Linked DNA regions of Mus musculus: region 1 is linked to region 2. Evidence: chromatin loops called from intact Hi-C (ENCODE). Cell type or tissue: left cerebral cortex. All regions are shown on one strand. Each heading gives the region's core, and the rest is flanking DNA. Links, peaks and the distances in the headings are about the cores only.

The links. Hi-C counts contacts between places; a loop is a spot of excess contacts. Peaks named below come from ENCODE experiments on the same cell type or tissue, not always from the same donor. Only the 100,000 strongest peaks of a DNase experiment are listed, where the experiment ranks them.
Region 1: it touches region 2 in a loop (2.3-fold over the local background); 2 of 42 quality-filtered maps call a loop at or near these places.

What each region holds. Positions count from the first base shown.
Region 1 is chr16:32,349,628-32,354,961 of GRCm38, forward strand. It overlaps Ubxn7 (UBX domain protein 7), which reads left to right. Exons shown (of 11, transcript NM_177633.4): 2 at 3,172-3,319. Among named protein-coding and RNA genes, the nearest start is that of Ubxn7, 20 kb to the left of the region's middle. In left cerebral cortex, for the core only: no CTCF peak of the experiment used is centred there; a DNase peak (open chromatin) is centred at 3,122.
Region 2 is chr16:32,409,654-32,415,034 of GRCm38, forward strand. It overlaps the pseudogene Gm20056. Among named protein-coding and RNA genes, the nearest start is that of Tctex1d2, 7.4 kb to the right of the region's middle. In left cerebral cortex, for the core only: no CTCF peak of the experiment used is centred there; no DNase peak of the experiment used is centred there.

The DNA.
Region 1 (5,334 bases), core at 335-5,334, 60 kb before region 2:
GGAGGCAGGGGGAGTTGGTGTTACTTACATGCAGTGTGTTTATAGAGGTCAGGTGATAATTTTCAAGAATTGGTTTATCCTTCCACTGTGGGTTATAGGAATCTAACTCAGGTTATTAGGCTGGTTTGACAAGTACTTTTATACACTGAGACATCTTGCTGAGCCAAGATACTTATTTTAAAGCAATTCTTTGGCATACATATAATTTTTCCATTCATTAAATATGAAAGCAGATTTGTATAATGATATGCTTAGTTTTTACATAAATAAGTCTTAGATGGATACTTAATACTATAGAATATAAACCATCTTCAGAGCTTTTCAGAGTTGGTTAGTATTTTGATTCTGTAATCAATACTGACAGTGCTGCCTCACAATATATCATGATGGCAGAAGTATGAATAGTGCCACTTTAGAAATTATTAGAAATTTTATCCTAATCTCAGGCCAGTTGTTTTGGGAGATAGGCAGTCCACAGAGTTTAGGCATGTTTTAGGGTCGGCCCATTTTGGTTTTGTTTGTCTATTATTTGAGACAAGCTCTAGCTCAGGGTTTCTTTAAATTTTATAATCCTTAATCTGCCTCCCAAATGTTGGGATTACAGGTATATGCCACCATGCCTTGCTCACACTGTCTTATTTTATCCAGAATCTACAATTAGAGTGTCATTGGCATTCTGGTAGGAGGAGATTGTGGGAAGGTGGCAGTAAAAATTCATAAGCAGTGGTCATTTGTCATTTGAACGTTTTCCCCATCTCCTTCCTATTTGAATGGATTGGATTTTGTGGTTTAGGTTGATCCTGCCTTAGCCTCCTGGCTAAGGTAGATCTCATATATCTTATATGCACATCAAGAGAGATTATGATTTTTTTTGAAAAGGAAATAGAAAAGAATGACATGTTAATTATTCTGCTATATAAAAAAATGTATCAAGGGTACTGGTGAGATGGTTTTGCTGTATCTGTTTTGTGACTTCTCTTGGATATCCTATTGTTGCCCAATGTCATGGAGATCCTGCAGTTTTGAATCTGCAGCCCGACCCTTTCATACACTTCAGCAGATCATACATGAGGTAGATGTTGGGTAGGCCTAGGAGGCAGGTGAGTTGGTCAGTCTGCCAGCTTTCCAATGTCCTCTGGCTTCTGTTGCTACACTAGGGTAATGAGCTCTCCAGCACTGCCCTGGCTAGCTCACCCAGTGCAGCAGCTGACAAAGGACAGGGTCCTCTTTCCTGCTCTTGGGACAGCTTACCTGTTCCTCTTCATGCACACCAGCTCAGCACAGTATCTCAGGCAGCAGTCAAAACCAGGGACATTTGCCTGGCTTTGGCAGTAACATGGGCCTGGCACATCAACACAGACCCCTGCTGCCACAGGCCTACACATTGCTCCAGACATGGCCCAGGCAGCAAAGTGGGCCGTGATGTCCCTACCCTCAGAATGACCTCCTCATGTTCACCTTTTCCTCACCGTCACTGAGCCTCCAGTTCTGCCTTCCTCCATAGTGTATGAACCCTCTGCTTTGTTTTCTCTTCCGTTTCTCCCATCTCTCCACCACACACTTACCCATTATAGTGGGGCGTACCCATGGCAGGTGCTTGTGTGCTTTCTTCCCACCTCAGGAATTTCTTGGTACTTGTAAAATTGGTTTTTTAAAGAGGATTACCAAGTTACATTTCATTCAACAGATTATGCTGGCTTTATTTACAAATGATTGTTTGGACTAGTTTTAAATAACAAAGATTGCCATTTCTTACCAGATACTTATATTTTAGACAAAACTGTCTTGGTTTACTTCTCTTGGTTTGATAATAAAAATGTGTTCTGAGTTTGAGCCCTAACCTAGCTCCTCCTTAAAAACTTTTTGAATAGATAAAAAAATTGTTAATGCATTCTTTCTAACAGAAGGTATTTCTAACTTTTTAGAATGTAAAGTTTAATTTTTCCTTATCCCTTTTTAGTTTATTATTACTGACATAATATAGTTCATCTCTCTTTTTTTTTTTCCTGTTTTTGGTTGTTTTGTTTTATTTTGTTTTGATGGCACAGTTTCTTTGTATAGTAGTCCTTGGTTATCCTGGAACTTGCTCTGTAGACCAGGTTGGCCTTGAACTCAGATATTTGCCTACCTCTGACTCCTACCAACTTACATCTACCAGCTTACATCTCTATCTCCCTCCCTCCCTCCTCACCCCCTTCTCTCCAGGGTTTATAGTATAGTTTCAGGCTGGCCTTGAACACTTGGAGACCCACCTGCCTCTGAGTCCCAAGTGCTTGTATGAATCACTACACCTAATAATTCAACCATTTAAAGAAATTGCAAATAGAACTGAGGAGATGTAAACATGATGACTTGAGTTCAAATCCTCCTATGTTGAAATGAGAGGCTAGAGAATCCCCTGAAAGTTTGCTAGGTAGCTAGCCCAGCATACATAGTGGCAGCTAAGAGACTGTCTCTGACAAAGTAGAAGGAAGAACAGTACCAGATGTAGTCCTTTGACCTTGGTGCATGTGTCTTGGTACACTCACATGTATATACATGCACATCCATACACATATGAAAAGAAATGGCAAATAGCCAGGTGTGGTGCCAGTAGCCCATTCTTGTAGGCCTAGTATTTGAGGCAGAGGCAGGAGGATTTCTGAGTTGAACACTAGACTGAGGTAATACAATGTGAGACTTGTCTAAAACAAACAAACAAAACAACAAAAAAAAATCTGCTGGGCAGTGGTGGCACATGCCTTTAATCACAGCACTTGGGAGGCAGAGGCAGGTGGATTTCTGAGTTCGAGGCCAGCCTGGTCTACAGAGTGCCAGGACAGCCAGGGCTATACAGAGAAACCCTGTCTTGAAAAAACAAAACAAAACAAAAAAAACCCAAACAAGCAAAAATCTGCATATACACTAAAAAGGAAGGAAAAAAAATGTCAAACATTTGATTTTCTTGTGATTGTGGAAGGGTATCCTTTTGCCATGCTATTGCGGTTTCTTTCTAGTTCTTTATATTTTTACCAGTCAGCCAGCAGGACAGAAGGAAACTCCTACTGTGAGTCATTTTTATGGGGGGAGGGGGAGAGGACTGTTAATTTGTTTGGGAATTCTATGTCTTAATGTGAGCTTGAATCTAAGATGTCATTTTAAACTTTCTTTTCTGTTCCTTTGCTGTTCCAGGTGCAAGTGAAAGTGTAGGAAAACATATGCTTGAAGCTTGTAACAACAACCTGGAGATGGCTGTCACTATGTTTTTGGATGGAGGAGGAATTGCTGAGGAGCCTAGTACCAGTTCAGCAAGCGTCTCTACTGTCAGACCACACACAGAGTATGAATTTATTATTTATTGTAGCACTTACTCATTTGCCTAAATTAACTAGCTGCATTTTTATCAGGGTTAGGTCAATTTTCTAGTTTTGAAGATTTTAAAGGTTGAAAGCCTCTGAAAATTTTCTGTGGAAGATTTTGTGTTTAATATACCTTAAATTCTCTAGAGAACTGTCCTTGTCTACTTGATCTTCTCTTCTATTCAGTCCTAAAAAGAACTGTGGGTTAGAGGCAGGCAGCAGGCAGGCAGGCAGAGTGCATGGTACAACTGCTCGGTTGTAATTGGCCTGAGATTGGGGTTTATGTGTTCCACAACCACCAGATATACAACAAAAATATTTTTTTAGCTTGGGGTTTAGCTCATTTGTAGAGTGTTTGCTTGGCATTCAAGAGGTTCTGGGCTAAATCTCCAATACTGGGTAAAAACCAGACTAAGTGACACCTGCTTGTAATCATAGCTTAGGAGGTAGAGATGTGAGGAGCTGTGGTTCGTGGTAAATTGAAGCCATACTGGGATAAACAAGAATATTTTTTAAAAAGAGAGAACTTTATAGATTGGCATTATTATTTTGCCTATGAGGAAACTAGAGCATGGCCATTTTTTCCTAAGCTATATAGCAGTTAAAAAGCAGATATAGGGGGCTGGAGAGATGGCTCAGCGGTAAGGAGTACTGACTATTCTTCAAAAGGACCCTGGTTCATCAATTCCCAGTATCCACATGGCAGCTCACAACTGCTTCCAAGATCTGACAACCTCACATAGACATATTGAGGCAAAAACAAACAAACAAACAAAAAAAAACCCATAGCAATGTTCATAAAATAAATAATTAAAAAAGCAGATACAGACTAATAAGGCTCACATTTCCAGATATAGATTTTCCTATATTTTCTCAGGAAAGTGAATTACCTTGAAATATTTTCAAGAACTAAGGCTGAAGATATAGCTAAGTAGTAGATTGTATGAATAACATGCATGGTACCTGAGTTTTAAGGTGTAACACTGAAATGTAACTGTGTATAAACAATTGTGTATAAACAAAATTCTTTTAAATAGTTACCTGCCTTATCACTAAAGGCATCCTCAGTATTCATTTCTGAGCCATTTATATTTGATTAGTTAGAGTTTGCAATAAATAACTCTCAGGCAAAAAAGCTCATCAGCCTTTGGGAAGTATTAGTGCTGAGCCTTGCTGCAGTGCTATCAGCATGGGCCACGCCGCTCAGATGCTCATTGGCTTTTTGTTTTTGAGATACCATTGCTGTGTAGCCTAGGCTGGCCATGAATTCATAACCTTCCTGTGAATTAGGATTCTGGTGTGACCATAATTTCTGGCTAAGCCATTAGTTTTAACAATAACAACAACAAATACACAACCTTTTAAAGAGGCCAGGGCTTTGTGACTTTAGTCCCATAACTCAGGAGGCAACGGCCAAAAAGATCTGTATGAGTTCCAGGTCAGCCTGGTCTACATAGTGAGACCCTGTCTGTAAAAACCAAACTAACCTCCCCCAATCCCCCCAAAAAAACCCTTAATTTTAAAAGTCCTTAAGTAAGACTCTAATATGCTTAGTCATTTGTAATTCTCATAATTTATGAGATACTAAACAAGAGGAAACACTTTAAATAGAACAGGCAAAGGGCCAAGGGTTTACTTTATTTTATTAAATCATTTATTTATTTTAATACGTATTGGTGTTTTGCCAGCATGTATGTCTATATGAGGGTGTCAGATCCCTGGGTACAGGAGTTATAGATGCTGTGAGCTGCCTTGTGGGTGCTGGGTATTGAACCCAGTTCCTGTGGAAGAGCAGCCAGTGCTCTTAACCGCTGAACCATCTTTCAGCCTCTATAGAGTTTCATTTTTTATTAAATTAGATGTAAATTAAAACCAGGTCATTGGGGCTAGAGAGATGGCTCAGTAGGAGCATGGACTGCTCTTCCAGAGGTCCTGAGTTCAATTCCCAGCAACCACATGGTGGCTCACAACCATCTGTAATGGGATCTGATGCCCT
Region 2 (5,381 bases), core at 134-5,133:
TATCCAGGAGCTTTTCAGCAAGCAGTACTGCTCTTGGAAACATGTGACTCCCTTGGTCCCCTGTATTGCTCTGTTGTCGAAGGGCTTATGAGCAGACATGTTCTTAAAAGGTGGTCATGGTGAGGCTTGTAGAGCCATGTTTCCTAGGTGGCTTCCTAGGTCTCTCTACCTCTGACTTTTAATTTTCAAACATATTTATGTGGCTTTTCTGGTTACAGTGTTGACATTCATTAGAAAATATTCTAATGCCTGCCACTTTGCTTCTCTTTGGGACATTGTCACCACCCAAGTGGTTCTTCTGACAATATGGTAGAGGGCCTTCTTGTAGTTTTCTGAACAAGGCTAGGCACCCTGGAGAGCTGGCCACATTTGCTGTACAGCATGGGTCATGCCTCAGTGTTCTGTACACTGGAAGAGTCTTCACATTTCCAAACAGAAAGACTAGTGTTACAGAAGTGCCTGACTTATCTCAGTCCTAAAGAATTAGATTGTCCTCAGTGTCTTAAAGTTTCGCACAAAACTCTGAATGAATTTTATACTTGGCAAATTTTATTTTTTTATTTTTTTTGTTTTTGGTTTTTTTCGAGACAGGGTTTCTCTGTGTAGCCTTGGCTGTCCTGGAACTCACTTTGTAGACCAGGCTGGCCTCGAACTCAGAAATCCGCCTGCCTCTGCCTCCCGAGTGCTGGGATTAAAGGCGTGTGCCACCATGCCCGGCTACTTGGCAAATTTTAATGCTGGACAATGTGCAGTCAGTTCATAGTCCTGGTCCAGGCCTTGAGTGTATTGTCTCATGAGCTTCCTGATGGCGTGACCATCCTAGCTCCCTGTGTATACTACGCAGATCCCATAGAAGCATGGGGCAAAGGATTGGTGGCACCAACTGAGGTGACATTAGAGGTCTTTGAGTGACCCAGCTCAACTTCTCTGCCAATGTCAGCTTGATTTAGATCTCACTGAATCAGGCTGCTTCTGTCCTGTGTCCCTGTGAATCTGCTCTTGGCTGGCTTTCTCTGATGTTGCTTCCTTGCTTGCTTGCTTCGTTGCTTTGGAAGGCTATCCAAGATGTGTAAACAATTCTTTAGTAAATAAATTGCTATTAACCCAAACAAACAAAAACACTGCAAAGAGGATGGGTAAAGGTGAGCAACAGGGGAGTGGCTAGGATAGATGGCTGGGGCTACATGAACTGGGGATTCTTTACGAAATATCTGTTAGACTTTGTGATCAAATGATGTGATATAAGAATTGTATAAAGGGAATAACTGTCTGATACTGATCTGTTTGAGAAGTATTGAGAAGCTTCTCAATTTAAATATTTAAACTTTCTAAGCTGATGCCCCCTTGGCTGTGTATAGCAAACTGTTTTTATCCACAGTTGTGCCTTATTGTCTCATTAAAATTGTATTCCTCAATTCATCAATAAATCGGTTGTCGTTAAAACAACAACAACAACAACAACAAAAAAGACAGAGAAGCTGGGACTTGCAGATGATAATGAACTTTCTAATCCCAAACACACAGCTAGGTGACCCTCTAACTTCTTTTTCATTCTTGTTTTTCTTTTTGTTTTTTTTTTAAAGACAGGGTTTCTCTGTGTAGCCCTGACTGTCCTAGAACTGGTTCATAAACTAGGCTGGCCTCAAATTCAGAGATCTGCCTGCCTCTGCCTCCTAAATGCTGGGATTAAAGGTGTTCACCAGCACTACCTGATGGACCCCCTAACTTCTAAATTCAGGTTTACTGTTATAACAGACCTGTGTTTCCTCAAAATCGTAGGCTGAATGAAACCCTACTCACCAGTGAGACTGTAATGGAGACAGGGCCTTACATGGTAATCAGGGATATATATATATATATATATATATATATATATATATATATATATGTACATATATATATATGTACATATATACATATATATATATATATATATATATATATACATATCAAACACTAAACATGACTTAGCAGCTGCAGACCAGTCCTCTAGGCAGACAGGCACGAGGCATGAACCAGCAGCTACAGTCCAGTCCTTTCAGCAAGGAGACATCAGGCAGCTGTAGTTCAATCCAGAAGAAACCACTAGGCTCACCAACAGGTCTGAGGCCATAGAAGCAGCAAGCTGCCACAGGAACCTCATGAGCAGTTCTTGGGTGAGTTTCTCTCAGTGGTGGCCTTATCACAAGCTGAGCTCAACAACACTATGTAAGGTGAACCAATGCAGAACAAACCAAACCAAAGCTCAGTGCCTGCCTCCCACTGTCTGTGGAGGTCATATTTATACTTCATCAAGCATCCTTTCATGTGTCTACCATCTCCAAACATCCTTTCACCAATGTTTACTTCAGGAAAACAGTCTTTCACGTGTTTGCTTTAGCAAGACATCCTTTTACCTGTGTGCCCAAGCAAAACATCATTTGGCATAACCAACTTTCCAAAGAACTACAAGTTTCCACTTCAGTTCAATAAGTAGTGTATTCTGAGTACCCATCGTATGCCTGAACTGCTCCACATGCTGCAAATCCAATCCAAAGGTGCCTAAGATAAGCTCCTTGTCCTTGGTCCCTGCCCTGCCCTTCAGACTGATGATCCACTTATAATTTGGACATCTTGTGGTAAGAACTGTGTTAGCATTCAACACAGGTGCCAAAGAGCTCAGAGGAATTTATTTATTTATTTATAAATATTTATTTATTTATTATATGTAAGTAAACTGTAGCCGTCTTCAGACACTCCAGAAGAGAGTATCAGATTTCGTTACAGATGGTTGTGAGTCACCATGTGGTTGCTGGGATTTGAACTCAGGACCTTTGGAAGAATAGTCGGTGCCCTTAACTGCTGAGCCATCTCACCAGCCCCCAGCATTTATATTTTGATGTACCTTTAACAGCTCAATGTCTGGGCCTCTTCCTAACCTTCGCATGGCTAATCCACCCCTGTCTGATAATCCTGGATTATTACATACTAAAACCTGTATTCCATCTTGCTTGCCCCAGACCCAGATGTGCAGCCCTCTTGAGCTGCATTCCCATGGCTCCTATAGGGCAACTATGTTTTCTCTCTCTCAGGTGTGGTATCTTGGTTCTCCTCCAAGCATAACAGATTCTCCCTCTCTCTCCCTCTCCCTCTCCCTCTCCCTCTCCCTCTCCCTCTCCCTTTCTCTCTTCCCCCCCCTCTCCCTCTCTCTCTCCCTCTCTCTCTCCCTCTCCCTTTCTCTCTTCCCCCCCCTCTCCCTCTCTCTCTCCCTCTCTCTCCCTCTCCCCCTCTCTCTCCCCCTCTCCCTCCCTCCCTTCCCCTCCCTCTCTCTCCCCCTCCCCCTCCCTCTTCCTCTCCCTCTCTCTTCCTAGCCCAGGAATCCTAAAAGTCCCACCTCTGTCTGCCCTGCCCAGCCATTGGCTGTCAGAATCTTTATGTACCGATCAGAACCAACTTGGGCAAGGTCCCTCCCCGTCTTATGTATGGGACACTGCAAAAAGGTTTTGGGGGCACATAATTAGCTTGAGAATACAAGCAATTACAATGACCAAGGCAATTTATAAAATAAGTTATTGAAGCTTATATTTACAGAGAGTGAGGCCATTATCACCATGGTAGAGAGCATGGCAGCAGGCAGGAAGGCATGGCACTGAGCAGAAGTTGAGAGCTTATTATACATTAGCTGAAAGTTTGGAGGCAGAGAGGAAGAGGCTGCACCTGGCATGGTCTTTTCAAACCTCAAAGCCAACCTCCAGTGACACACCTTCAACAGTGGTGAGCCTCCTAATCCTTTCTAAACAGTTCACCAACTTCAAACCAAGCACTCAAGTATGTGAGCCCAAGGGTGCTAGGATTTTCTCTAGGCTCCCAACAGTTACCTAGTAACAGCCAGGAGAGAGAAAGAAGGGAAAAGGCTGGCTGGGAACATCAGAAGAGAGAAGGAAGGAGAGAGGCAAGAGAGCAAGAGAGCAAGAGAGGGACGCCAAATAGTCCTTTTACAGCCAGCCAGGCTCCTACCTGGCTGTTGCTGGGTAACTGTTGGGCAGAGCCAAGAAGAAATGTTAACACTCTTAGTCCTGGCTGGCCTCCTACCCCGAACGCTGACATTGGAATTATAGGAGTGTGCCACAACACCATTTTTTTTTTCTTTACAGTTATTTTAAAAAACTGGCCAGTTGGTGGTTTCACACACCTTTAATTCTAGCACTTGGGAGGCCAAGGCAGGCTCTGTGAGTCTGAAGGCAGCTTTATCTAAACAGCTAGTTCCAGGAAAGCCAGGGCTACACAAAGAAACCGTTTTAAAACAGAAATTATGTATTGTCTGGAAGATATGATGGGGCAATAGTGGCACAAGTGTTGTGGGAGTGACTAACCACTCTCTGGACTTAAGGCCCACTCTTGAGCTAGAACCCATGCCGGATACTACTAGGTTAGCCAAGAACCTGAGACTTGATAAGCTATGGGTCTAGAGAAAAGCCAAATACTATTATTATTTTGCTAAAGGAACACTGCAATAAAATGACCTCCTAATAACCTAATGATGATTTGCTAACCTCATCGATCAGTAGAATCTTGCTCAGCCACCATCAGAGAAACTGTAAGGGTCCATGATTCACCAAAGAATGATACCCCGGACTCAAATAGTATACAAAAGCAGAGTGTTTTATTCTGCAGAAGTCCAGCATGCTGGGGTCTCCTGGTTGTTGAAAACCTTCTCAGCTATGGCTTTTAAAAGTCAGTTGCTTACCTGCAAAGTTGTCCAGGCACTAAAGCTTCTGACGGGATGTCAGGGGCAGCTTGGTTAACAAAAGCCATGTTTACGCCGACTGGTGCTCTCTGGCTTCTGGGTCAAAAGGCATGTAGGTTCTGTAGGCTTCAATTGGTCTTTCTAGATATTCCCTGAGGCTCTCATTCTTTTCCCGCATCACCTGGCTCATCTTAGATACATTTGTGGGCTGTGTGCCAGCCTCTCGGAGGGCCCCCATCAGAATCTGGCGGTAGACTCAGAGCCTCTCCCTACCTTCAGCAGTGTTAAAATCCCAGCTCAGTTGAGTCAAAGGAAAGGTTGCATCCATATCAGCCTGGATTTGGGTGGGGAGTAGCCTGTTTGCTCCTGGAACCAATTTCTGGGTGGCTCCCATGATCCCCTCTCTCTCCACTGTCATGAGGAGGACCTGGATCAGTTGCTAAGAGTCATCCCAGGTGAATAGGTGAGTCGGCATGATTGGATCTAGAAGACCTATGAGGGCTGATGGTCTTTCTGAAAATGGGGGTTCTGCAACTTCCAACTGTAAAGATCATTACTTATAAATGACTCAAATGTGAACTATCTCACTGAGCCCTTGAGAGCAGAAGGGAGGAGCAAGGCAGGGGCCAAGGCGGACCCTCCTGTAGAGGAAGAA